Linked DNA regions of Homo sapiens: regions 1, 2, 3, 4, 6 and 7 are each linked to region 5. Evidence: chromatin loops called from intact Hi-C (ENCODE). Cell type or tissue: Caco-2. All regions are shown on one strand. Region 1 overlaps LOC102723436 (a long non-coding RNA gene). Region 2 overlaps TGFBR3 (transforming growth factor beta receptor 3). Region 3 overlaps LOC102723436 (a long non-coding RNA gene). Region 4 overlaps TGFBR3 (transforming growth factor beta receptor 3). Region 5 has its middle 110 kb from the start of CDC7. Region 6 overlaps CDC7 (cell division cycle 7). Region 7 overlaps TGFBR3 (transforming growth factor beta receptor 3).

Region 1 (4,000 bases), 81 kb before region 5:
TTCTTGACAAAAGCCAAAACCTCTTTTAACAAGGGTGCTTATTTTCCTAAGTTTAGTACAATTTATTTGATTGAGAGTGACACCAAATGGTAAGAAAAATGAAATGCCTCATTCCTCTTACATAATCTCTTAACAGTAGACCACCCAACTTCCCCATAAAATGTAATTTAAATGAAGCCAAGATTCTAATGCCATGCTTTAGATTCAGAGTGGCCCCAAAGGGGCCTTTGGATTTTGTAGTTGCCATTACCTGGAATGCCTTTCCCTCTAATCTGTATATCCCACTTCCCTCTACAAAGCCTTCATTGATCAGTCCAAATGATCATGTCCTTGATTCCCTATACACAGTTTATAAGCTTCTTGAAAGTAGAGACTGTATTATATATCCCCCCACATTTTCCATTGCTGCATTTAGAAACTCGGGTCCTCAGTCAAAACTTGGGAGTTGACCAGGAATCTGACACCATGGGGTTTTCCAAGCTCCACCAGGATAATCCCATTCTAAGGACAGCTCCTGTCTTCTTAAAACATCTAAAGGATTATACTGTTTTTCCCTTGGTCATCTGTCCTAAGGCTTCTCAGCCCCGCAACCCCCATCCCATCCATCTTGGTTCTAATTTCTCTCCACTCCAAGTTGCTGGTGCTCCATTCCCATCGCTTTGACCTCAGTGAAGACAGAACAGCTGGTGGACATTTAATCTCTAACAACTTTTTACAACCTTGTATAAGAGGTAGGTAAGCAAAAATTTTACAATTCTCTATTATAGTCATGTTTTTAGCTCCTACTGTGTACCAGGCACCATAACAATTTAAAAAATCAATGTTTTAAGGTCTTGTATGTATAAAATACTATGGGAAAGCATAATATACACATTTGATTATGCTTTGCTAATGTGATTCATCTTCATACATGTGGAACCCTATTCATCTGGATTTTTCTGAGACAGCTTCAATTCCAAAAACTCGGTGTTCTGAGAATGCCAATGTTTCTGCATCCAAATTGCATTTTTAAGAATGTCTCTCTCAACTAGAAGTAGTACGAAATTGTTAGAAAGGCATTCCAGTTTTTTAGCTTTCAAAATATGTCCATTCTAATATATGTGGTACCGGAGGCTCTCTGCTTTGGGCACCAGCTGATTTGTATATTATTTAGTGAAATAGAGATTCTTCCCAATGTCTTTTGAGAACAAAATGGGATCTTAAGCACTTTCATTGAGGTCTTAAATGTAAATGTATGGATGTCACAACTGGGCAACATTTTAATGCCTCCTTACCATTTGTTGATTTAGAAATAAATCCTGATGGGAGGCAGCATAACATAAAGGAGACAGCCAAAGCCAGCTTTTCCCTGTATTGTGAGTTGCAGTTTCCTCATCTGGAAATGGGGTTTATGTTGCCTACCTCCTTGATTGGAGGAATGAGAGTATGCTCACTAAGTACAATGCTGACACAAGTACCTAATTGTTAACCTTCCCTCCTTCCTTTCTTTCCCTGGTTTCCTTTCATCTCCCCATACAGGGGAGCATTGTCTGAGAATATTCTTACATATTTCTTCCTTAACCTGTTTTAGTACATAAGGGCTTTTAAACCATTGAGTGGAAAATTGCTGTTATTTGACATACTGTGAGCCTAACATTGTAGTAATGCTAATTTTCTGCAAATTATGATCTCTCTGTCCATTAGATGGCAGGAGTTCCTTTGGCCATGTTCGGTGAGGAAGCTGCCCAAACACGTTTGGACTTGTGTATCAGTAAGGCTACTAAAAGAGAAAACAAGGTATACAAAATAAACTGGCTCTTATATAAGTAAAACAATTTTACCAGACAAAGGGAGAACTAGTAATAACCTATTACCCCCCTCATCTTTTCTAGTCACGAATTTCTTGTATTTTCTATTCCTTCTCTTCTGGGCTTTTGCATTTCCTGTTTCCTCTGCCTGGAGCACTTCTCCACCAAACCCCAGCTTCCTTCACCTAGCTAACTCCTCTTCATCCTTCAGGTCTCAGTTCAGCATCACTGCCATTAGGAAGGCTTATTTTACCTCTCCTTCTGAGTTCAGGATACCATATCCTTCCTCCACCCCATCCTGCTCATTGTATAGTACCCTGCTCATCATATAGTAGTACCCTGCTCAAATGTTGCCTCCTCACACAGGCATCCCAGTTTACTCTTACTTAGTGTCTCTTTTTCTGACATGTAGAATAGTGCTTGGGACAAGTAGACATTCAACCCTATGGTAAAAAACGCCTTTGCTCCCCCAAACTTTGTAGCTTCCAATCATTCCTATTGTGGCACTTATAGCACTACATTATCAGTCCTCTATTCTATAACACCACTAGATTGTGAGTGCCAGGACAACAACAATCAGGTCTATTTCATGCACCATTGCATCTCCAGTGCCTGGCACAGAATCAGGCCTCAATCATTATTTGTTGAAAAATGAGCACACATATAGTATACACATATGCACACAGTATAACTACAGTGAAGCAAAATTTTTTTGTTTGTTTTTTGAGGAGGCCAGTGAAGCAGAAGAGGAGAAATGGTAGCAGTGACCTATAGCAGGCTTCCTTTGCAATGACAGCATCCATATTCAGAATCAACCAGGTGGGCTTTTGATAGCAGTTACACTAAGTAGCTTTTTGTTTTTGTTTTCGTTTCGAGACGAGTCTCACTCTTTCACCCTGGCTGGAGTGCAATGGCGCACCATCTCTGCTCACTGCAACCTCTGCCTCCCAGGTTCAAGCGATTTTCCTGCCTCAACCTCCTAAGTAGCTGGGATTACAGGTGCCCAACACCATGCCCAGCTAATTTTTGTATTTTTAGTAGAGACAGGGTTTCGCCATGTTGGCCAGGCTGGTCTCGAACTTCTGACCTCAGGTGATCCACCTGCCTCGGCCTTCCAAAGTGCTGGGATTACAGGCATGAGCCACTGCATCTGGCCCACTAAGTGGGTTTTATGTTGACCTGAATTTTCAATGAATGAATTTAGAATTAATGTCAAACTTTGTAGGAAGTTGAACATGGCTTGCAGAGCAAGAATTTGGGAGGCCACAGAAGGTTTGAAGAGATAAAATAGATGTTTTTGAGCAGCCACCTGGTGACCAGATATAGTGATATAAAAATATGCAACAGAATAACCTATATGAATTTAGATAGTCAGCTGTAAGAAATGGGCTGAAATATAACAGTTAGAAAAATACTCAGATTTAAACACAAGAATACTTCACAAGATATGCTCTGGGTCTTCTTGTTTGCTTGCTTGTTTGTTTGTTTGTTTGTTTGAGACAGAGTTTCACTCTTATCACCCAGGCTGGAGTGCGATGGCACAATCTTGGCTCACTGCAACCTCCGCCTCCCAGGTTCAAGCGATTCTCCTGCCTCAGCCTCCCAAGTGGCTGAGATTACGGCATGCACCACCACACCCGGCTAATTTTTGCTCTGGGTCTTAGGTAGCAAATGATGTTCATATATGAGGCCTCCTCTGTGAAGGGCCCAGGAAAAAAGTAGAACATGGCTCCAGCCAGAGTCTCTCAGAGTCAAGAAGGGCCTAGGGTCACTTCCATTTTTTGGATCCCAAAATTTTTTTTCTGTTTAAGACTGTAACATGGAAAAAATGTTTGTATGTTAAGCACAAAAGGGACATAAAATTGTATAGACAGTAGAATAACGACTATGTAAACACACCAAAAATCTATGCACAGAAATGTGTAGGGGAACATTTAACACCAAAAGATTAACAGTGGTAGCATTTGGGTGGCAAACTGATTATTTCTAAAATTTCCAAATTTTCCTTAATAAGCAGTAAGTATAATTGCAACTGGAAATAATTTTTTAAGTACCCCTCTGGCTGAGGAGTGCAGTGTCACTATCAAATACACATCAGTGGTTTTGGCCGTGACTCCTAAGAGGATGGCAAATGCCGCTGCCCCACTCCCCAACCACCCCCAAGAGAGCATGAGCACCTCTGGCTCTGCTGAGAGAATCTTTGCAGCCCCAGC
Region 2 (4,000 bases), 220 kb after region 5:
ATCTCAAAAAAAAAAAAATCCACTTGATTCAAGCAATGTTTGATAAAAGTTAAACACAAAGGAATACGAAGTATCCTTTTTCGTTCAATTTGCTGAAACCCATATTAAGTCCCTGCTATGTGCCAGCTACAGTGGCCACAAATAGTAAGACAGAGTGCCTTGGCCTTAAGCAGCTATACTCCCAGAGTCGAGAGAGAGTGACAGGTGGAGTCAGGATAGAGAGACAGGTACACAGTGAGGTAGCACATTAGAGGGTCCCCTAGAAGGCTGCCGAGGGAACGGAGGAAACACAAACAAGGGCCATGATCGCCTCTTCATTACCTTGTCCAGTACCTTATCCCTAAGTTATGGTCCTGTTAGATGTGCATTTCTTCTATTTTAAGTCCCGCTCACATTTATATTTAGTAGGAGGCCGCTGTGGTGAGTGGTGTGACTGATTCTCCAGCTGACTGTCCTAAGCCAATCACTGTAACTCCATTACTCTACCAGGGACTGATTCAAGGATGGGAGGAAAAGCTGAGTCAATTCAGCCAATGATTGCAAAGAGAGACATACTGGGTGTCTGGGGAAAGAACCTCTCTCGCTCTTAGCTGAAGCCAGCATTGCCCTTCCTGTTTGAAGGAGCAAACCGATGGCTCCTGACAGCCATTCCTAAGCACCAGCACATCCTTCTTCAGCTGAAGATGACCCTATGCCAGTAAAGCAAACAGACAAAACAACCTAAGTATTAAATAAAATTAGTCATATTCCCATTTTCTCCCATCCACTATTAAAAAAAAAAAAAAGGCCTGGCCATGCCACCTGATGCCTGTCTCCCCTCCCTGGTCTGGAGGCACCTACAGAGCAGGGGGCCAGGAGTTCCACGGGTCTCATTTCCTCCCGTCAGAGCCTAGCACTTAGTCAACCACTGCAAGTCACATATTTTGCAAGAACGGAAAAGCGATGAACAGAGAGTTATCAATCTGTTGTTATACTCAACCCCAAACATTTTTAAAAGCAGATTTTAACGGAGAAAAAAAATTACCTACAGGCCTTTCCTATTAAAACAGATGAACATAGTTGCCTTTATTGATTCAAGCAAAGACCACATTTTACTGAGGAAAACTTTCTGTCCCTTGCCCTCTACCTATTCCTGTGGTGCCAACATAGAAAATGTCCTGGACTTCTAGGGAAGGTAAGCTCCCGGGGTGGGGACGCCGTAGGTGTGATGTAAAGTGCCAGGCATGAGGCTGGCATTTGATGTTAAGCGCTGTAGCAACGATCACAACAACAGAACCAGCGGGGCGTGTACAGGCTGGCGGTTACGACATGGAATGGTACTGGTTTCTATTCTCAGCATGTGTCACTGACTTACTGACAAGACAGTTAAACATAAAAGGGGTCCATTATCAGTGGTAACTGGGATCAAGTCCTTGGGATAGCAGGAATAAGAAAAATCCAGCAGTAATCCCCAAACCTCCTGTTTCTCAAGAGTTTCAATTTCCTGCTCCAAACCTTTTCAAAAACTGCTATTACCAAAGTAAACTGATTTAAGTTGACTGTTACTTCCTTTCCGTGATGTGACAGCCCCAAAGGATGAGCAGGGAGAGACAGGCCCCCATTATCCTCCACTTCTTAAGGCTTCTTTGTATGCACGCCGCATGAGATAATTCATTAACGAAGAAAAAGTTACTGGTTATGATAACACAGTCCCTGGCACACAGTAAGCACTTGGTAAATGTTTACTGAATGACTACAGGAAATATCTGAGTGCTGGACAGAGGAACAAAGCCTCAACTCTCCCAGGTTTACTTTTTTAGCCAACCTGTTAACAACAATAATAGTGCATGTCATCAAAGAGCTGGAAAGGAGCTGGCTTCAGTAAGGCTGCAGTCACTCACTACTCAGTGAATGAATCGATCCATTCAGTTTCTCTGACCCCCATCCAGAATACAAGGTAGTTATGGCCAGCACAGGCATAACTCCCAACGGACTTGTTATTAACCACACTGGGTAACTATGAATGGATGCAGAGACACCAGTTCAGTTCAGCTGCAGACTGTCCGGAACATTATCTTGGTTAATCATCTACTCCAGGGTACCGGCTCTTCAGATCACGCTGAGGTCTGCTTCTCAAAGCCTGACAGGATCAGAACTGTACAACCTCTCACAGTCTTCTTTATCCCTTCCCCAAGATAACTCGTCATGATCGCTATAGAATAAACCTGAAAGGGTTTACTTACTACCCTAATTACAATTACTCAGGGTGAAGCACTGGATTCTCCTGCACCATGAAGAACTTTCAAATGTAACCATGCACACCTCCTCTTCCCCTAACTCCACACCCCCGTCAATATTTTGGCTTCATTAACTAGTCAAAGGAAAAAGAGTTTGCCAAATGGCAAACTCATATTTCACACAGGTATCTCAGCCAAGACAGGAAGGAAACATCAAATCCATAGCCCAGTGTATAAATGTTCAGCACTGAAATGAATGAAAACGAACAGGACACTTGTGGTTACGCTTTGACTTAAATCCTTAGTTAAAGGGAAACTAAAGCTGATCCAGTTCAGTTTATCAACAGGAGAGTTCATAAGGAATTATCATGAGCAAACAGGGGCAGCCACCCCCGAAACTGTAGTTGCCTTAAGCAGAAACGGAGGTGCAAGTGAACTTAGCTGTGAAAGGGTCCCTCTGGATGGTCACCTCCACAGAAGCAGCAGCTGCTCAAGCCCCAAGGCACACTACTAAAGTTAAGGAGTGAAAGGCTGCTGGGGTAGAGGAAGACCGAAATTCTTCCAGGAAGGAATTCTAGTTTAAGCCTGTATTACTGTCACTGCAGTTCCAGGACCCTCCCACTGCAGGTCCCTCTCTCCCAATTCCCTGGCATCTAGTCAGACCAGGAAGAGCAGGTGAGGGACCTCAAGGACTCCTCAATGCAGTGAGTGGGTGTTTGAAGCTTTAAGGCTAAAGCTGACTTATACGTACGTGAAGGAGTCCCTCTTTTTCTGACCATCTTCCTGGGCATGTGTCCTGCTGGCAAATCACCAATGCCAGCACTCTCTACCTCCCAACCCCGCCCCCTCCACCATGACACCTGGGCCATGACCCAAGCAGACATGCAGTAACAAGGCACAGTGTGGCTGGGCACGATGGCTCACACCTGTAATCCCAGCACTGTGGGAGGGTGAGGTGGGCAGATCACTTGAGGTCAGGAGTTCAAGACCAGCCTGGAGAGCATGGTGAAACCCCGTCTCTTCTAAAAATACAAATATTAGCCAGGTGTGGTGGCACGCACCTGTAATCCCAGCTACTCATAAGGCTGAGGCACAAGAATCACTTGAACCCAGGAGGCAGAGGTTGCAGTGAGCTGAGATTGCCCCACTGCACTCTAGCCTGAGCAACAGAGCGAGACTCGAAGGTCTTCAAAAAAACAAACAAACAAAAAAAAAAAAACAAGGCATGGTGTGGGGAAGAGAGCCACAGGATGGCATCAGAAGACCCATGCACTGGCTGTGGTTCTGACAAAGTGACACCAAAGGGCACATATGCTAGAAGGGTCCAGCCATAGAATCATAGAACCTGTGAATACCAGAAGCACCCAGAACATAGCAGTCCCCTCAAAGGAAGCTCTGAGATTCAAAGTGTGCTCCAAGATGATGTCCATGGCTCACCAATTCCCATGGAGAGTTAAAACTACCAAGGATGCTTTGGACACAAGAAAACAATCACTATGAAAGCAAGGACTCTAAGGGGACAACAAACTCCAAACTCAGTTGTTCCAGACAAGGGGTTTTTTTTTGTTTTGTTTTGTTTTGTTTAGAGACAGGATCTTGCTATATTGCCCAGGCTGGAATACAGTGTCTATTCATAGGCACAATCCCACTACTGATCAGGATGGGAGTTTCGACCTGCTCCATTTCTGACCTGGCCAGTTCATCTCTCCTTAGGCAATCTGGCAGTCCCCTGGGAGTCCCCAGGGAAGTCACCACACTGACGCTGAACTTAGTGCAGACACCTG
Region 3 (4,000 bases), 51 kb before region 5:
GAACACTAGAACTTATTCCTCCTATCTAGCTGTATTTTTGTATCCATTAACCAATCTTTGGCTGTCTTCCCTCCCATCCTTCCCTTCCCCTTATTCATTCTTTAAGATCTTGTCCAAATGTCGCCTCCTCTGTGAAGCCTACCACCTTCCTTCTTAGGAAGCATCAGGTGTTCCTGGCTCTGGACCAACTCCTAATTTTGTTCAGACCTCTCTAACAGGGCTTCTTACCTTGCTTTGTGATTGTTTCCCTACCTGTCTTCCAGGATGAATCTGGAAGGGATTGCTGTATCTCATTCAAAGATACAGAATTTCCACTTTTTAATGTCTCTGAAATCAGGGTGCATTTATGTTACAATTGGCAGTGTTTTTTTTCTTTTTTTTTTTCATTGCTTGGTGAGACCAAACTAAAAAAGTAATGGCACAATGAGAGCATGTGGCATAGATTGGATGCGTGTTGGTATTTGTCTTTGTGTTCCCAGTCACTGAGCTCAATAAATGTAATAAATGTGTTGAATGTACTGACAACACTAGTAAAAGTTTACTGCAATTACCACACGTGTAAATTATTTGGCTGGCTGCCTCTCCTCTGCTCTGGATGGTAACCTCCCCAAGGGCAGAGACTGGGGGCCCTTTCATAGCAATGGGTTGGGCATCTCGTGAGAAGCCAAAATATAATACATGGTTTTTGAGGAAAATGTGCCCTTGAGTTGCAGGCAATGAAAGAAATCCCACCTTCCTCACTACAGCATGATTAGGCTTTAAAACTTCCTCCACCAAAATATCTGATTACTGCATTAGGAAGCAGAAGAGTCCAGCTAGAGTGCGGGATGAGAAATGTGCGGGCTGAGAAATGTGCGGGCTGAGAAATGTGCGGGCTGAGAAATGTGCGCTTGTGGGACCAGGAGACAGAGAGCATTTGCCCTCAAAGCTGCATGTTTCTTTGGAAACCCCATAGGGCTCCAAACAGATTATCTTTCAAAGAACTCATTACAAAGCAAAAAGGGCTTTTAAATTTCAAGTGTTTTAACAAAATCTTTTTTATCTAGAAGTTCCACTAATTGTGCTGTTTCTCTCCAGTTCATAAAATGATAAGCCAATAAACAGAATCATGCCAAGAAACTCTCTCATCAAGACAACTCCAACTATAAGCTGATACCAATCATTAGAGGGCTAAATATAATAATGCTTAGTCCAAAGAATGGGATGGAGGATGGAAAAATGGAGACCTTCTGGTTAGTGGTGAGCTCCAAGCTAGACCCTATCAGAAAGAAGGTATTTTAAAAGGCCCAAGTATGAAGTGTCTGGAATGTACATAGAGTTCCTATAAGCAAATATTGACTTTTAAATCTTTGAGATTATCTCAAAGCTGTTGTTTGAAGGTGCACCTTGATTTTTCCTTGATGAGTGGATTGGAGTTCCTGCCAAGTAACAAAAGGACTCAGTCTATTTGAGGGCTCTGGCCCAATTCAGACACACACAGACAGCATCCCCCAAACTACCACCATTCCTCCTTAGGGGAAATCATGTCTGCTCTGTCTTTAGTACCACAAACACCTTGATTAAACTAAGGATGTGTGGTTTTACTCCTCCTCACCACCCCTACCCGCCCCCACCCCTCCGCACCCGGCCCCTAGAAAAGAAAACCAATGCAGCTAAAGTAAATTGCTCCATGCCTCACCAAAATGTCAACCTGTCAGGTAGGCTCAGATTATCGTCCCAGGGTTAAGCCTGGCTAGATTTGGGCTGCAGGGGCTCCTGGGAGTACTGGCTAACTAGGCCCCTCTGAGGGCTCCTGCATCCTGTACTTGAAATCAATCACAAACCTTTAACTTCCTGCTTTCCATTCTCTTCCTTCTCTCTTCAAGTTCAGTTTAAATAAAATTACTCTGCTGAGAGATCTTTAAAAAAAAAAAACCAGACAAAAAAAAGCATCAGGCTGGGCACAGTGGCTCATGCCTGTAATCCCAGCACTTTGGGAGGCCAGCGCAGGAGGTTCACTTGATGCCAGGAGTTTGAGACCTGCCTGGACAACATAAGGAGACTCTATCTCTACAAAAAATTTAAAAATTAGCTGGGTGTGGTGGCACATGCCTGTAGTCCCAGCTACATGAGAGTCTGAGGTAGGAGGATCACTTGAGCCTGAGAGGTCAAGGCTTCAGTGAGCCATGATCACAGCTCTGCACTCCAGCCCGGGTGACAGAGCGAGATCTGTTATCAGAAAAAAAAAAAAAAAAAAAAAAAAAGGCCGGGCGTGGTGGCTCACGCCTGTAATCCTAGCACTTTGGGAGGCCGAGGCAGGCGGATCACGAGGTCAGGAGATCGAGACCATCTTGGCTAACACGGTGAAACCCCATCTCTACTAAAAAAATACAAAAAATTAGCCGGGCATAGTGGCGGGCGCCTGTAGTCCCAGCCACTCAGGAGGCTGAGGCAGGAGAATGGCGTGAACCTGGGAGGCGGAGCTTGCAGTGAGCCGAGATCGCGCCACTGCACTCCAGCCTGGGTGACAGAGCGAGACTCCGTCTCAAAAAAAAAAAAAAAAAAACAAAACCAAACCAAAACAAAACAAAACAAAAAAAAAAAAACAAAAAAAAACCCCATCAAGTAGAAACACCCCTCACCAGGTCCTTCTTACAGATACTCCCACCCCTTTCCTTCCATATCAATGTGTGCCCTTACCTAGCTTCTTTCTGGAGAAGATGCTTGCAGTCTGTTTCAAACTCTCCTAATTATGGCTCCTAATGGGTTAGGTAGCTAAGAGCCATATTAATGTGATGTTATTCAGCACATGCCTTGCCATTCCTCTTGCTTGACTCTGATAATCGTTTGCAGCTCCCATTCAGGAGGCATCCACAGTTCCTTGGAGAAGAAAAACACAACAGTTTCAATACGGTAGGTCCTATAGCAGAGGGACGAGCGTATGAGGGGAGAAAGAGGAGCTCTTAACTCTGTCTACTTAGTAGCTACCCATCCAGTGCTTGCTATGGACTCACCCTACTTGGCCTTGGGCAGCCCTCTCTTAACCAGCCCTCTTGACCAATTCCTTTCCCTTTATTTCAGCTGAAACAAAGCTGGGATTTTTTCCCCCTCAAATAATTGTACTGAAATTAAGGAGGAAGCTAAGGAGGAGCAATACAAAAACACAGAAGTAGATGAATTTACAGAGTCACAGATTTCTTATCTGACAGAACTTCCTGGGGATTCAGCTTCCTTCCCCACACTCGCACTCTCCATGAAAAAGACCCCGACCCTTTGTGTACAGTAAGATAAACACATTTCCAAAGGGGATGGGCCCCTCACTTGTGGAGATAGTTCTCTCCCTTTATCCTGGCCCACCCCTTCAGCCAAGGTCCTGAGACTAATTTAAGTAGAACATGATCAACATTAATCCTACACAACTTTAAAAAAAAAAACAAACCAATATGAACCCAAACTGAGGAACATGCAATAAATAACTGATTTGTAATCATCAAACACATAAACATCATGAAAGTAAAGGAAAGAGAGAGCTGTTTCAAAATGACAGAGACTAGAGATGTCTCTGTCAAACAAAAATGCAATGCATGAATCTAAAATGGATACTTTTGCTTTAAAGGACATTATCAGTAAAGGTTGAATGGGGTCCAAAGATTAAAAGGTAGAATTGTACCAACATTAATTTCCTGATTTTGATAGTTGTATTGCAGTTACATGGGCGAATGTCATTGTTTATGGGAATACACACTAACATATCCACTGGTGATGGGACATTTGAGAGCAACTTGCTCTCAAATGGTGTAGAAAAAATATGTTCTTTGTACTATAGTTTAAATTTGAGATTGTTTTAAAACAACAACAAGCTACTCTGAATCCAACAACCTAATTTTCAGGAATCTAATCCAAACATATATTGTTGAAAAAAAGGTAACCGACTAGTATTATTTTTTGCCAGCAAAGGTGAAATAACTCCAATGTTCACCATAAAGGGACTGGTTGAGTCCCATCATATACACACATTAGA
Region 4 (4,000 bases), 130 kb after region 5:
GAACTCTGAAAGAACCTTGTGAGGACGGACTGCATTGCACATTGAGTAATCGTAAGAATTATCACTGCTATTTCCAAGAAATCTAAATCGAAGACCAATCTTACAATGAATGTATTTCAAGTCAAGTGGGAAGCCTTGATGAATGTTCTCGTGGGCTTATAAAAAGCTTCAGGATCAAGACAAGTGATCCCAAAGTCCTGCTAGCAACTGATCACGACTTTCAGGTCTTCCACAGTTGCAGCATCTGCCAACAGAGTCATCACAATAGGGAAACAGCGAGAGTCCTCTTGGTTTATGTTCACCTCAGCACTGAGATAAAAATGGCCAAAGGTTGCCAGCCTTTCTATCACATTGCTCTATTTCATAAGAGTGAGATGAATGTTTGTAACAGTTTATTGTGTAAGACCCCCAAATTCCCATAGATAATGAAGTCAAGAGGCTGTTAAACTGATCTAATAAAACTTTCAGGATGACGTATGCAAGTACCTCATTCTTGCTGAATGTATTTAGACCACTGCTGACCTAGCATATCATGGTATATGTGTAATTAACACATCCAAAGGAGGAAAATCATCATCTTGTTGCTGTGCTATAATCAAATTTAGTTGCTGGTGAAAATATGTATGCCATTTTTGTTGGCTAGCATTTATAAAATAACTGATTTTTTCAATGTCAGAGTGAAACCTCAAAATGTGGGCAAGAAGGCTCACAAATTCTCAGGTCATAGAACTATAAATGTCTTGTATTAAATTTCACATGAACCATTTATTCATAACGAAAAGCATGCAGTTTCTGAAGTAAGACTAAGAAGCAAGTCGAGGGCAGGGATTTTATTAGTGGTTCTATCACAGCAGCATTTTTAACACACACAAAATTATATTTTCCCAGCTACTGTGCTAGGCATTAATATTTTCTATACAATTATATAAACGTATCTTCTAAAAACGCTGGCAAAAAAAAGTACTTCAATTAATTGATTCCATGACCTACTAATGTTGCAAGCTGAAAACTAGAATCACCTGAAAAGTTTCTAGATATCCTGATGCCCGGGCCACACAGATGGTACAGAGCTACATGTTCCACTCTGGTTTTGTTTATAACTGGCATCAGGACATTCAGAAATGATCGTGACTACACTTGACAGCACTGATACGTAGTAAGTGTGCAGTCAGTGGTAGCTGTGTAGAACTACACAGGGCTCTGTGGAAGCCCTGAATTAATCACTAATAAACTCGGTGTAAACCAAAGCTACTCACAACAGCTACCACTGACTGCACACTTACTACGTATCAGTGCTGTCAAGTGTAGTCACGATCATTTCTGAATGTCCTGATGCCAGTTATAAACAAAACCAGAGGGGAACATGTAGCTCTAACCTTGTTTTGACGTCGCCTGAATAAGAAAAAAATCCTAGGTCATTTTCCTGCCAAAAAATAACCATGCCCACCTAAGTGTAACTTCTCTGAGGCTTAGCTACTCATCAACACTGAACTTCCAACAATGTTTATCTAATTTTTTGACTTTTGCACTGTAGTAAAATCTTCCTTTCACTTGTACTAAAAAGGCATTTTTATCAAGGCTGTCACCAAAACCCACAACAGTCCAGAGGCCTTTGTCCCACTGCCAGCACAGTTCTGAATGTTTAGACGAGAAACCCTGGATGTTCTGCTTCTTGTTTCTCATTCATGTTGTGGCCATAAACTACAGCAACCCTATATACATTATACACAGAGTACGTTTTTCAGAGCGGAAAGCGGGATGTCACACTGGTGCATTCCAGAGGCAAGAAAGCAAACAGCACAAATACAGAAGATATCAACGGCAACTCCGAATTGTGTCCTGAAGTAATTAAAGAGCGATGCCGTGATGAAGCTGGTGATGGGGCTGATTCGTGGAGGAGGAACAACTCCCTCTGCTCCCTCCAGGCATTGTTGTCCTCACGGGCCAGCAGCAATAAGCTTCATACACTCAGGGCTGAGGAATTTGGAACTGGAGTTAACTGCCACTCCTCAGGCACATTCCAATAAGAAGAAAGCAAAGCTGCAGTGAGGTGTCCCTGACTGCAGGTCAGTGGAAATTTTCAGCTTCAGCAAGGAGTGAGCTAGCACTCCCCTCCTGACTGCCAGCTCTCCTGACCCTGACAAGGCTACAGCTGAGTTTTAGAAGGTGTTGTTTTAGAAGGTATTGTTCAGATGTTATTTCCATCTGATTTGCGGAACTGTGAGGCAGGCTACGGTGACCTCTACAGCAGAAAAGCGGAAACCTCAGAGAGTCTAATGGCCTACCCAAGGCCAGAGAGTCATGCACCAGGCCCAGACCAGAACTTAAGACTTCTGACTCCTGGTCACAGCTGGCCTCTGCTTGCACCCTTCCAGAAAGAAGACCTCACTAGCTCCCAAGACAGCAGATTTCTGTTCTGTTAGATTCATTTTTTATACACTAGTCTGAGCCATGCCTACTAGAACAAAGAATTCCTTCGTCTTTCTTCCATGAGACAAGACTTCAGGTGTTTAAAGGTGTCATCTGACCTCAATCACATGTTTGCTTTTTCAGGGCAACACCCCTAGCTTCTTCAGTTCTGCCCCAGATACCCTGGTTGTCAGAGCGTCAACAGGATAGTCTCTGAAAGACGGTGTCGGGACAAGATTCAAGGTCTCCAGGTATGGTCTGAGAAGCATACTGTGATGGTTCATTTTATGTGTCAACTTGACTGGGCCACAGGTGCCCAGATATTTGGCCAAACATTATTCTGGGTATTTTGGTGAGGATGCATTTGGATGAGATTTAAATGTTAGTACATTGAGTAGGGCAGATTTCTCTCCCTGACATGTATGGGTTCATCCAATCAGTTGAAGGCCTGAATAGAACAAAAAGCTGACTCTCTCACAAGTAAGAATTCTACCTGATGGCTTTCAAACTGGAACATCAGCTCTTCCCGGTGCTACAGCAGCCTACAGGCCTTCGAACTGGAACTGGGGCACTGGCTCTGCAGATTTTGGACTTCTTAGCCTCTATAATTGCATGAGACAATTCCTATAATAAATCTCTTTCTCCATATATGTGAACACTGCATGAAGCATCCACATTAGCTTTGGCATCAGCTGAACCCTGCTATGATCTCATATTTACTAATTGATATAGTTTGCATATTTGTCCCCACCTAAATCTCATGTTGAATGGTAACCCCCAACGTTTCACATGGGGCCTGGTGGGAGGTGTTTGGATCATGGGGGCAGATCCCCCCATGAATGGCTTAGGCCATCCCCTTGGTAATAAGTGAACTCTCGTCTTGAGTTCACGTGAGATCTGCTCATTTAAAAGTGTGTGGCACCTCCCCCGACACACGTTCTCTCTCTTGCTCCTGCTTTTGCCATGTGTAAGTGCCTGCACCTGCTTCATCTTCCTCCATAAGTAAAAGCATCCTGAGGTCTCCCCAGAGGCAGATGTTGGTGCTATGCTTCCTGTACAGCTTGCAGAACCATGAGCCAATTAAACCTCTTTTCTTATAAATTGCCCAGTCTCAAGTATTTCTTTTTAGCAATGCAAGAACAGCCTAATAAACTAATCTATGCTTTAAACATAGAGCCAACAAAGATTTATGGAGTGCCTGCCTACTCCATTGTTCTCCATGCTGGAGACACAGTGGAGAGACACAGTGGAGAATATGACAGAAAAAATTCCCTGCCCTTATGGAGATTAAAGTCTAATAAGACAGCCAGAGGAGCACAATAAGGTCACTGAGAAGTTAAAGACCTAAAGGAGACGAAAGAACAAACCACACAAACATCAGGGCAAGGAGCATTCACAGTTGAGACGCAGCAAGTGTAAGGTCTGACATGGTGAAGGAAGACCAAGGAGGTCAGTGTGGCTGGACACAGGGCTGAGAGGAGGTTGGTAGGACACAGGGCTGAGGCAAGGTTGGTAGGACACAGGTCCCAGAGGAGACCAGTAGGCCCAACAGGACCTTGTAGACCGTTGTAAGGACTATTGAAACATCTAC
Region 5 (4,000 bases):
TTCCAGAGCTCAGTAGCATCAAAGCACAAGGGACAGAGACCCAAAGGATCCATGAATGGGGACTGAGACCCGAAGGATCCATGAATGAGGGCTGAGCCATGTGGTGTGTACACACCCACAACATGTGAGTGAGAGCTGCGCCCACAATCTCCTGTAGGTCAGCCTCCAGGCCATGCAGACAGCCCCATACCCTAAATCCCATGTACGCCATCTACGTTTCTTCTCTCTACTTTGTTTAATAAATCAAAAATTGGCTAAAGGGAGGAGGTGGTCAAGGATGCCATGACCCACTAAACAGTCTAAACAGAACGCAGCAATGTCACTACACTAGAGCTGGAAATGGGGTAGCAGAATGCCAGCTCCCATAGCAAACCCCAGGATGAAAGTGAAAGCTGGGGTGAAAAGGCCTAGAACTTGCTTCCAGAGCACAGGTGACAGAATCCCTGAACGTGAAACATTCTTCTCTCGGGGATGATGACTTAGCACTGAGGTATCTTCTGGAGCCCTGAGTCACTCAGCTCCAGGAATGATGGGTGTGGACCAGACTGGAAATTCACTGGACCGTTTTCAGTGTAACTTGGACCCAACCTAAGCATCTGGGGGACCTGGAAGAGACCCATGTCATCTGGTCTAGGCCCCAGTTCCAGGCAAATGGTAGAAAAGCTTTTCGTTATGGGATGACTCTGATCCTGAGCTGACAGGAGAATCCCATAGAATTGAGACGCTCCAGCACCACCTTGGATTTTGCCCCACTGTCTGGTTCTGTGAAAGAGCGAAAAAAGTCAGGATGAATGAACCAGTGCATGAACAAATACATCATAGCCTTCCTTCCTCCGCAAAGGTAGAATCTTGGCAGTAGCCATCTGCCAGGGCAAGGAATGGCCTGAGAGGGTTAGGGGAGAGGCAGAGATGTCTAGGAAGTCATGAGGCTGCCACACAGTAGGAAGAGGAAGGCCTTCCATCTGCGGCTCCAGCCACAATTCAGGAGATCCCTGAGCTCCACCCATGGAAGCTTGGACAAGCCACATCTCTGTTCCTAATATGTTCCTACATATGTTCTCTAATCTCTAATATGGGAAGAATAGTCACAGCTTCCCTGCTTCCTCTGTGAGATAACACAGTCTTAACTGTTTTCACTGAAAAGTTGTCAGTGCACCCACAACTCCACCCTCCCTACTGACTCTGGGGCTGGCGAGCAGCCTTTCCCAATGTAATTATGGTTTCAGAACTTGATTTGATCCGTGTAATAAGCAAAACCATGTAATGAAAAGCCATGTTAAATGGAAATCCCATCCGAGTATTTTTGTGCTGGATCTTAGGAAGAACTCAAAGTGGGACACGTGAGGAGAGGACTGTGCTGATGAGAGCAAAGGAGAGAGCTGGGGTCTTGGAATAGGAAAAGGCCCATAGGTACTAGGAAGCTAATGAGTAACTAGCCATGGGCTACTGTGGTAAGAAGGGCAAGTATTTTGGATAAAACATGGAAGGGCTTCTTAACAGAAAAGGTTTGCTGCTACCAGCTGACCATACTATAAATCTTGCATTAATGCATTCACTTACTCATAAGTATTTAACATGCCCACCCCACTACTCTTGCTCAGGGACTGGGAGAGGAGAAGTACAAAGCTGTACTTTGAAAGTACCCTAGAAAGGGAGTTTGAAGGACTTGGCCACGATCTTACAGGCCTTATATTGGACAGACAATGCAGCCTGCTAGGGGTAGCGCACACAGCCAGGCTGCCTGGGCCCAGATCTGCCGTTTATGAGCTCTGCAACCTTGGGCAAGTTGCTTAATCATGCTGCGCTTCAGTTTCCTCACTTAGAAAGTAGAGATAACAATAGTCATTTTTTCATTAGGCTGTCGTGGGGAATAAACGATTTAATACATGAAAAGTATTTATAATAGAACAGAGCCTGCCACATCATATGTGCCCAATAATGTTAGCAATTATTGTTCCCTAGAAAGGGAGTTTTCAAGGAGGTGGCATCATCATCCAACATCAGCAGATTATTCCATGCATCGCAAAGTCAAATTTAACATTTTGCTTTTTTCTATTATATATAATAAACTTATTTGCTCACTTCTAACATTTGTCATTTTCAGCCTTCATTTTACCAGCACAGACTCTAGCTCTCGGTATTTGGGCCTTAAGATCTTCACAAACAAACAAATCTTTCTGAAATAGAAAAAAAAAAAAACAGACCCAAAAATCTAACACTATAGTGACCTCCTACTAGGCTTTAAGTTTAAACGGATTAGGGCAGGAAGTTTTACGTTCCTGTCGTATTTGCTGAAGGTGTATGGCAGGGTGCGGCGCCTGTTGCAGGATTCCAGCAGGGCCTGCCCTGGCTCCCCAGGGCTTTGCAAGGAAGCTGGAGAAGTCCGCCACCTCGCTGTCACTGCACATCAGTAGACCCCTATCCCCACCCGCAAACTCAGGGCACCCACAGTCTCTCCAAGGACTGCAGTTTTGTCGCCAGATTGTGGGAACATCTGTCTTGAATCTAAAGAGACAAAACAGATGGGCTTGGTTTCGGAGTTCCGCCCACTCCCCAGTGTGCTGTTGTTAGTGACCACAGGAGTGGGAGCAGTCCAGAGAGGTTCAGCCCAGGAACTCATTAAACTAAGCTCCTCCGAAAGGCACCTTCCAGTGTGGATGGGGGCAAGGAGGGAGGAGGGCAACTGGGGCCCAGCAGAACTCCTTCCTCCCAGAGCCCTTACAAAGGCAAGGGAGGTCGGCCTGGGCCAAGCTCCCCGCCCACCCTCCCAGCTTTGCACCCCCTTCTCAGCCAGACCCACTGCCCTCTCACAATGCAGAAATGAAGATGGAAGGAAACAGGGAACATGCAACCGCCAGACTCCCTCTGGAGCCCAAGTAACTGTTCCACAGTGTGCATAAAGGGGCCAAGCTGGTGCTCCTCCGGCTTGATGGAGTTGGTCAGTAGAAACTAGGATGTCCCAACCTTGTGATCCGTGGTCCATGCAGCACATTGTAGAGACATTGGTTGACTTTTCCATGAGTTAAACCCTGTCTGGGGATGGCATCCCAGACCCAGTCCGGAATGAAGGACATGACTGAGTAATAAGGGGACTGTGTGCTTAACAGAAGACATGACTGAGTAATAAGGGGGCTGTGTGGTTAATAGAAGCCCTGTGTTGCCGAATCAGGCTCACACTGGAGCCATGCAGCACCTCACAAGGGGAGCTGAACTCCGACAAGCACCACCGCCCTGATGTGCAACTGTGTTGAACAGCCTGGCCTAGAGCAAAGTCACCAGGATCACCAAGTAAAGCTTCCCTTATTTGAAAAACTCACATATAAATATTATGACCTAGTCTGCTCACCCTCATATTTTAGAATAATATTAGGATAACAATAATAGCTGCCACTTGGGGGCTTACTATATGTCAGATAATATACCAGCCATTTTTCCAATATTATCTCATTTAGTATTCATGAAAATTCTAGCGTTTTTTTAATCCCATTGTTCAGATGGTAAAATTGAGAATTGAAGAAACTAAGTAATTTCCCCAAGATGACATATCTGGTAAAGGGCAGAGACAGGATTTTAAACCAGATCTGTTTGATGTCAAAACTCACATTCTCTCTCCCCACAAAACCCTCCACGTGCTGCACAGTGACACAGTTCAGACAAGGACTAAATTCTATGGAAATAGTGAAAATACCTGGATTTCTAAACTCTTGGCTAAATAAAGGGCTTGTCTCTAGTTCCCTCGTGAAAAGTTGAGGCCAGGTGCAACGGCTCACACCTGTAATCCCAGCACTTTGGGAGCGGAAGGCAGGCGGATGGCTTGAGCCCAGGAGTTTAAGACCAGCCTGAGCAACATAGTGAGACCCCGCCTCTGCGAAAAATAAAAAATTAGCTGGGCCTGGTGGCACACACTGGTAGTCCCAGCTACTCAGAAGGCTGAGGTAGGAGGATCACTTGAGCATGGAAGATCAAGTTTGCAGTGAGCCATGATGATGCCACTGCACTC
Region 6 (4,000 bases), 100 kb before region 5:
TAGAAATCATCCTCATTTTCTCTATTTCTCTCCTAAACCACATTAATCACTAAGTCCTAGCCATTTTGGCTCTAAAGTATATCTAGAAGTTCATCCATGTCTTTCTGTCTTCTCTGCCACTACCTCAGATGAAGCCTAGACTACGACTGTAGCCTGCTTCTTCCTTCTCCCCTTAATTCTGTCTTTACACAGCAGCCAGAATGATCTTTAAAATATAAAATATATATGTATATAACTTAAATTGGGTCATTAGTTCCACCACTTAAAATCTTTCAGTGGTTTCCCTATGTACTTTGAAAAAAAAATTCAACCTTCTCATGCCTATCTTCCCACCTCCCTCACTGTGCTCCATTTCTTTAGTTTATCAAATTTGTCTCAAGAGCTTTCTTACCTCAGGGCCACTGCCCAGACTGTTTCCCCATTCAGGAAGACCTCTCCCAGTCATTGCTTGCTGACCCTTCATCTTCTGATCTGAGCAAGAGTGAAACTGGACGCAGTAGTTCATGCTTGTAATCCCAGCACTTTGGGAGGATTGCTTGAGGCCAGGAGTTTGAGACCTGCCTGGGCAACCTAGCAAGAACCCATCTTTACAAAAAACTTAAAAATTATCCAGGCAAGGTGGCACACATCTGTAGTCCCAGCTACTTGGGAGGCTGAGGTAGGAGGATCGCTTGAGCCCAGGAGTTTGAGGCTGTAATGACCTGCGATCACTCCATTGCACTCCATCCAGCCTGGTCAACAAAACAAGACCCTGCCTCTGAGAAAAAAAAAAAAGAGTGACATTGCTTGAAAGATGTCTTCTCTGAATTAAATTAGATTCTCCTATTTTTTTTTATTGTCATAGCATCTTTAGATTTCTTTCAAAGCCCTTATCGTATTCTGTCATTATAAGTTACCTTGTTATTATCTGTATTGTCCACTAGATAGTAAACTCCATGAGGACAGAAATTCTGTAAATTTTATTCACTATTGCATCACTAATGTCTATAATCCCTAACAGCAAATAACAGTGCCAACTAAATACTGAATGAATGAATAAGCCTGTTTGTTTCAGCCTTCTGTGTATTATAGAAGACAAGAAAATGAGATGGCCTCTATAAAGAATGCTTGCATACATTCTTGTACCCTAAATATGATCATTTCTTTTTCTATATTTTTAACTGTCTCCCTCTACCACTTTTTCTTTTTCTGTGCTTAAAAAAGTACATGCTAAAAATGCCTTCATCTGATCTTACAATGCAGTCAGGCAAATTGTCTTCAGGCTCAGCTTCCATTGTGTTATATTTTCCTTCCTTCTGTTTTGTTTCTTCCTTTCCACTTAAATTGCTGTCTTAAAAATTACCAGTTAATTATTCTTTGCCTAACTAAAAGCCTTCCCTCAGTTGTTATTCTCTTTGACTTCCATGCTAATAACTCTTCCTTCAAAATTCCTTTCTTATTTGGCTCTCTAACTTGGCTTCTTCCAAGCTCAGTTTTCTTTTCTCGCTATTAATTTTCATGTCTGTAGGTATCACTTCTCTGCAGGTACTCTCACTGACTTCTCACTTGTCTTCTCACTTAAGGCTTAGTCCCTTGTCTAGATAACTCTATCAAAATGATGAGGTCTGGTTTTAGATGCTTCTTTTACTGGCTTCTCTACTCATTTTTTGGTATCTCTATTGTTTTCTTACTCAGGCTCAAAATCATAGAAATCACCTTTGTCCTATTTTCCTCTTTTATGAAGCAGTGTAACATAGTGATTAAGAACATATATCTGGAGCAAAATGCCTGGGTTCAAATCCTGGCTCATTGATCTATTAGTTTAGTGACCTTGATTTATTTATTACTGTTACCATCTTATCTGCTAAGTCTTATTAATCTTTTCCCTTTTTTCTCATTCTGCTGCTTCCCCAGTCACAACTATAATTACCTCGTTTGAATTATTATAGTAACTTCAAAACTGGTGCCATTTTTGTTTTAAAAGAAAACTTTAACACGAGAACACAAGTCACTTGTGTTTATATTATGTGATGATGATTTAAGTCAGTTTTCTAGCAATATGTATGCATTGCTAAAATTGCGGTTTTTAAAATTAGGCATAAAGTTTCAGTCCCTCTGACCTTTCTTCTAAAAGTTCCTTGTGCATTTTTCCACTAGGGGGCAAGATAATGTCATGGGAGTTAAATACTGCTTTAGGAAGAATGATCATGTAGTTATTGCTATGCCATATCTGGAGCATGAGTCGTTTTTGGTAGGTTTTAATATTTCTTGAATTTTTATTAGCTAAATATTTAATTGCAAACAATATTTGTAACTCATTTCATTTGTAACTTTGTTTTAGGACATTCTGAATTCTCTTTCCTTTCAAGAAGTACGGGAATATATGCTTAATCTGTTCAAAGCTTTGAAACGCATTCATCAGTTTGGTATTGTTCACCGTGATGTTAAGCCCAGCAATTTTTTATATAATAGGCGCCTGAAAAAGTAAGTATGAAGAGTTACTAGAAAATATTTATCCTATTTCTTTTAAAAAACAATTTTATTGTCTATATTTAAGGTATTGAACATGATGTTATATATAGTACAAAAGTTACTATTGTGAAGCAAATATTTATCTCAGTTACCCATCTTATTTTTGTTTTTACGGCAAGAGCAGCTAAAATTTACTCATTTAGTATGAATCTCATATACAGTACAGTTTTATTACCTGTAATCTTCAGAGTGTGCATTAGGTCTAGATTTATTTATCCTACATATCTGCTACTTTGTATCCTCTGACTTATATCTCTTAGATATAATATAACATACTGCAATAGCCATGCACAGATTATTTCTGTTTCAGTTTCTTTGTGATTGGAAAGGGAAATTTGGTGATGAAGAAGATAAAATTGTATTAGTGGAATAATGTACATTATTAGATGTACTATGGTTCAGTGGAAATAGCATGAACTAACAGACTTAGAGTCTAATAATTTTTGACCTTAGACATGTCTCTTATCTCTGGACTTCATTTTTCTTTTCTAGTAAGTGAGGGGATTGGACCACATGATAGCCAATTTCCTGTTTTAACACAAAAGTTTTATTTTTATGTATACTTTTTAATGCTGATTATAATTATAGAGAAATTATAAGCTAAAAATAACATAAATACCTCTATATAATGGATCATATTAAACATAATAATATTATAACTTCTTTTTTGAGCTTTTATATGCCTGACTTTTTAATTTTCTTTAATTGGATCAGATTTTAAAACCATGATTTTAATTTTTTTAAGCTTTCTTAACTAGAAATTATCTGCTATGATGCCATCTCTGCCACCATCAGAGAACAACGGACTGTGTTTATGTTATGTATTCCTCTTCTGCCTTATTAACACAGACCACTGGAAAAAGAAAATTTGATTGTGGGACAACTCTTAATTTTCAATCCTGGTTAGCTGTTAAATTCTTACTTTGTCTGGAAAACTTATTTTTTTTTCTTTTTTCCAGAATGTTATAAATTCCTAATTGATCCCAAAAAGAATTACAGTTTTTATGAGGATGGTTTGAGAGTATTACAATGTTACTAAGCTTTAATTGCTACAGATAAGTAAAAATGCTTAATTTTGTCTCTTAGGTATGCCTTGGTAGACTTTGGTTTGGCCCAAGGAACCCATGATACGAAAATAGAGCTTCTTAAATTTGTCCAGTCTGAAGCTCAGCAGGAAAGGTGTTCACAAAACAAATCCCACATAATCACAGGAAACAAGATTCCACTGAGTGGCCCAGTACCTAAGGAGCTGGATCAGCAGTCCACCACAAAAGCTTCTGTTAAAAGACCCTACACAAATGCACAAATTCAGATTAAACAAGGAAAAGACGGAAAGGTTCTATCTCTTTTATTTCTTAAGTACCGACACTGTTTTAGAAATATACTCCTTCAACCAACAGAGGGAGATAGAATACTAGGATAGTACTTATAATTTAAAAAACTTTTTTTTGCATTTGTTATATGTATTCATTTGATTAAATTTTCACTA
Region 7 (4,000 bases), 180 kb after region 5:
ATATTAGATATGGGGTGATTTATAATAGATCTTGATACTGATCTTGCACCAATAACAAGCCAAGGGGAAATGGGGCTGATTTAGTAATTCCCTCACATTTAAGGATGACATCATGAAAACCAACTACTCCAGTCTTCAGTCATAGTCAATTACAGCTTGGAGCCAGCACGGTAATTGTTTTGCTAATTTGTAAGTAACGGCACTTATTTCATTTTGAAAAATATTTGCCTTTAATATTTGGTAGAGGCCAGGTGAGGTGGCTCACACCTGTAATCCCAGCACTCTGGGAGTCTGAGGCGGACGGATCACTTGAGGCCAGGAGTTTGAGACCAGACTGGCCAACATGATGAAACTCCATTTCTACTAAAAATATAAAAAATTAGCCGGGCACGGTGGCATATGCCTGTAATCCCAGCTACTCAGGTGGCTGAGGCATGAGAATTGCTTGAACCCGGGAGGTGGAGGTTGCAGTGAGCCAAGATCACACAACTGTGCTCCAGCCTGGGTGACACAGCAAGACTCTGTCTCAAAAAAAAAAAAAAAAAAAAAAAATTGGTAGAGACTGCACAAAGGCTGCCTCTGGCCCTCCTACTATTACCCTCAAAACAGATCAGCTGTTATTTTTAGCATAGACCATATCATGACATATCTACAAAAACCAAGTTATCCATTGAAAATAACAAAAAGCATTAGGTGAGTTTAAGTTGAAGGAGTAAGCAATCTTGGTAAAAGTGAATTGAGCCAACGTAAACTTTATAGACTAATTAGCATGTCAGCAGGTCAAACGGTTTTTTTAAATAGTTTCATTGAGATACAATTCCCATACCATAAAATTCACCCACTTAAATTACAATTCAACAGTTTTTAGTATATTCACAGAATTGTGCAACCATTAAAATTTTAGAACATTTTTGTCATCTCCTCCACCTTTTTTTTTTGTTGTTGAGATGGAGTCTCACTCTGTTGCTCAGGCTGGAGTGCAGCAGCGCAATCTTGGCTCACTGCAACCTCCACCTCCTGGGTTCAAGTCATTCTCCTGCCTCAGCCTCCCAAGTAGCTACGACTACAGGCACCCGCCACCATGCCAGCTAATTTTTGTATTTTTAGTAGAGAAGGGGTTTCACCATGTTGGCTAGGCTAGTCTCAAACTCCTGACCTCAGGTGATCCACCTGCCTCGGCCTCCCAAAGTGTTGGGATTACAGGTGTGAGCCACCTCGCCCGGCCTCCACTTTTTTAAAAAAACATGTAACGTTTAGCAGTCAACCTCCATTTCCTTCTTTCCCCTCTAGCCCTAAGCAATGACTAATTTACTTTGTCTCTATAAATTTCTGTATCCTGAACATTTCACATACATGGAATCATATGATATGTGGTCTTTGTGTCTGTCTTTTTTCATTTAGTGGATTTTCAAGGTTCATCCATGCTGTAGCACCTATCAGTATGCCATCCTTTTTACTGCTCAGTAACACTCCATTGTATGGATATACCATATTTTATTTACCCATTCATCAGAAGATGAAAATTTGGGTTTTTCCACTTTTGGACTAATGCTGCCATGAACAGTCACAGACAAGTCTTTGTGTGGACATGTGTTTTCACTTCTCTCGGGTATATACCTAAGAGTGGAATTGCTGGGTCATGTGGTTCAAATGATTTTTAAAAACTGTTTGCATAGCTGCGGGAATGTTCTCCATAGTCATATGTCAAAAGAGTGAGCGATATTTAATCCTTATACACACCCATCTTACCAACCACAAACAATCTTTCATTCTCTCGTCCTGACCCTCATTCTGATGTTATCCTCTATGCTCACTTTGTATATGCAAACTACTCTGAGATCTGCCGTATGTGAGCAACGCAGAGCCAGATGGAATCTCCAAAAATCAGTTATCCCAAAATCTTGTTTTCAAACAGTATTGAACTACAACCATCTAATTCTTAAAGGTCCGTCTGTTGTCTATTCTCAGAAACATCTTCAAATCACTGGCCCAAAATCATACATATACTATACTAATATCGAAAGAGAATAATGTTCAGGTTTTTAAACAAGTTTGAGACTACCCTTTGTAGGCCCTCTTTCTTTTCTTCCTCACTGAACACACTATGTCCCTGATGCCAGCTAATGTTATGTATCCTCAGTACTGCCAGGTCCTAAAATGAATCCCATTTTGAATAACATAGTAACCAAGTGCAGGAGAGCTCTGCTGTCACTCCTCGAGGTATTTTTCTCTTGTTTCAGTAGTCTTACTCGAATTTGTTTTCAGAGTCAACAACAGTACTGCACAATTTAACGTCAAGAATTTTCTGCTGTTGCTGCTTCTGTAACAGCTTGGACTTTCTTTTCCCTCTGAGTTCCTCTGAGAGAAGCATATATAAAATGAGTAATTGTCGCTGCTAAAGAATTGCTGGAGTCAGCAACGCTTCATAGGAGCTGCATTTCCTCCTCTCCTCCTTTCCCTCTCACCACAAACTCTCCCCCATCAGTTCAGAATTAAAGGCACATTACTGGGATAAAGAAATCTGACCTGAAATATGAGTTGCAGCAACAATGGCAAGCAACCAAGAGTATTAACAATAATTTCCAATGTTGCTGGAAAGGTTAGATGATCTGTCTTTGAAATGAGCCAACTCTGCACACGTTCATGAGATTAAAATCAGCTTGCTTTTCCTTAACATCTCGTGCTTCTCCTCTTCCTACCACCCCAAAAGGATGGGGTGGCTGAGGCACATAAACAAGTGGCTCTGGAAATTAACTTTCTTGACCAGAAGAAAGCTCAAAGATAAATTCCATTCTGCATTACTTTTCCTATACTTCACTATGATCAGGATTTTTTGTGGTTTCTCTCTCCCTGGAGAGCGAATACCTGAGTGATAACATTTCTGACACACAGAAGCTTAAAAACAGAATACTCTGTGTTATCTTGTTGGGAAATCTGTACTCTTAAATGATGACCATTCACCCACAATCTAGGCCATTTTTGAGCCACAGGAAAGAGGACGCCATTTCTCTCTGAAGATGATGACCTTGCGCAAATAAGTTTTCTGCACCTGTTTTGTCACCTGTAAAATGAGTATAATTGTAGGATTCATGGAGTTACTGTATGAGTGCTTCGAACAGTGTTTGGCAGAGTAAATGCTGAGTAACTATGAGCATATATCTTTATCATCACCATCTCCGCTAATGTCACCGCCACCTTTGGGAAGCTGCCTAGATAGTGATAAGGAGCTATGCTCAGGGATTTTCAGGCAAGTACAAAGTACCGCCATCTTTATTCCAGAGTGTTCCCATTTCCCCTCACTCATCCTGCAGAAGCAATAAGTTCATATGACAAAGTAAAGAAAGAAGACAGAGGACACAGGAGGAAATGGGAAAGACATTTCACAACAACAGAGAAAACGGTACCTTATTTGGTTTCTCACAATCATGTTTAAAAGATGAAATTATTATTATTATTTTTGAAACAGGGTTCTGCTCTATCTCCCAGGCTGGAGTGCAATGGCAATCACGGCTCACTCCAGCCTCGATTTCCCAGGCTCAAGCAATCCTCTTGCTTCAGCCTCCCAAGTAGCTGGGACTACATGTGCTAACTACCACACCCTGCTAATTTTTTTTTTTTTTAGTTTTATTTTTAGTAGAGATGAGGTCTTGCTATGTTTCCCAGGCTGGTCTTGAACTCCTGAGCTCATGCGATCCTCCCACCTTGGCCTCTCAAAGTGCTGAGATTACAGGTGTGCACCATCACCATGCCTGGCCTAAAAGTTGAAATTCTTATGAACGTTTTTTTCCAATACGGAGGGCCAGGAAATGGGGAGAGCCAACCAATCTCTAGACAGAGAAATCCTAAAGTTGCCCAATCCAGACAGCAGCTGGTATTTTAAATCTGTTCTCTTATGTTCATACATGAGCTTCTTTTGTTGAACCCCAGAAGAGAAGAAAAGGACTTCTGTCCAGAAAATCATCTCTGCAGACTCAGTGGCAGTGGGCTGAGAGCTGACACC

What was found. Hi-C counts contacts between places; a loop is a spot of excess contacts. Peaks named below come from ENCODE experiments on the same cell type or tissue, not always from the same donor. Only the 100,000 strongest peaks of a DNase experiment are listed, where the experiment ranks them.
Region 1: a loop joins it to region 5, with 8 times the contacts of the local background. A loop is called at or near these places in 10 of 110 quality-filtered maps.
Region 2: a loop joins it to region 5, with 2.3 times the contacts of the local background. A loop is called at or near these places in 5 of 110 quality-filtered maps.
Region 3: it touches region 5 in a loop (8-fold over the local background); 8 of 110 quality-filtered maps call a loop at or near these places.
Region 4: it touches region 5 in a loop (5-fold over the local background); 7 of 110 quality-filtered maps call a loop at or near these places.
Region 6: a loop joins it to region 5, with 8 times the contacts of the local background. A loop is called at or near these places in 5 of 110 quality-filtered maps.
Region 7: a loop joins it to region 5, with 2.6 times the contacts of the local background. A loop is called at or near these places in 5 of 110 quality-filtered maps.

What each region holds. Positions count from the first base shown.
Region 1 is chr1:91,528,367-91,532,366 of GRCh38, forward strand. All of the region lies in intron 4 of LOC102723436 (a long non-coding RNA gene), which reads right to left. It also overlaps the pseudogene WDR82P2. Among named protein-coding and RNA genes, the nearest start is that of CDC7, 30 kb to the left of the region's middle. In Caco-2, no CTCF peak of the experiment used is centred here; no DNase peak of the experiment used is centred here.
Region 2 is chr1:91,825,974-91,829,973 of GRCh38, forward strand. The region is part of intron 2 of TGFBR3 (transforming growth factor beta receptor 3); the gene reads right to left. It also overlaps the pseudogene RN7SL653P. Among named protein-coding and RNA genes, the nearest start is that of TGFBR3, 58 kb to the right of the region's middle. In Caco-2, no CTCF peak of the experiment used is centred here; a DNase peak (open chromatin) is centred at 2,048.
Region 3 is chr1:91,558,712-91,562,711 of GRCh38, forward strand. LOC102723436 (a long non-coding RNA gene) reads right to left here. Exons shown (of 5, transcript XR_007066219.1): 3 at 2,680-2,859. Among named protein-coding and RNA genes, the nearest start is that of CDC7, 60 kb to the left of the region's middle. In Caco-2, no CTCF peak of the experiment used is centred here; no DNase peak of the experiment used is centred here.
Region 4 is chr1:91,735,174-91,739,173 of GRCh38, forward strand. The region is part of intron 4 of TGFBR3 (transforming growth factor beta receptor 3); the gene reads right to left. Among named protein-coding and RNA genes, the nearest start is that of TGFBR3, 150 kb to the right of the region's middle. RefSeq lists an enhancer at 1,582-2,781. In Caco-2, no CTCF peak of the experiment used is centred here; DNase peaks (open chromatin) are centred at 298 and 2,008.
Region 5 is chr1:91,609,265-91,613,264 of GRCh38, forward strand. No RefSeq gene overlaps it. Among named protein-coding and RNA genes, the nearest start is that of CDC7, 110 kb to the left of the region's middle. RefSeq lists enhancers at 1,976-2,477, 2,478-2,977. In Caco-2, no CTCF peak of the experiment used is centred here; a DNase peak (open chromatin) is centred at 2,347.
Region 6 is chr1:91,509,461-91,513,460 of GRCh38, forward strand. It overlaps CDC7 (cell division cycle 7), which reads left to right. Exons shown (of 12, transcript NM_003503.4): 5 at 2,137-2,230; 6 at 2,321-2,463; 7 at 3,598-3,847. Among named protein-coding and RNA genes, the nearest start is that of CDC7, 11 kb to the left of the region's middle. In Caco-2, a CTCF peak has its summit at 2,114 (motif pointing right); no DNase peak of the experiment used is centred here.
Region 7 is chr1:91,793,278-91,797,277 of GRCh38, forward strand. The region is part of intron 3 of TGFBR3 (transforming growth factor beta receptor 3); the gene reads right to left. Among named protein-coding and RNA genes, the nearest start is that of TGFBR3, 91 kb to the right of the region's middle. RefSeq lists a silencer at 2,995-3,289. In Caco-2, no CTCF peak of the experiment used is centred here; no DNase peak of the experiment used is centred here.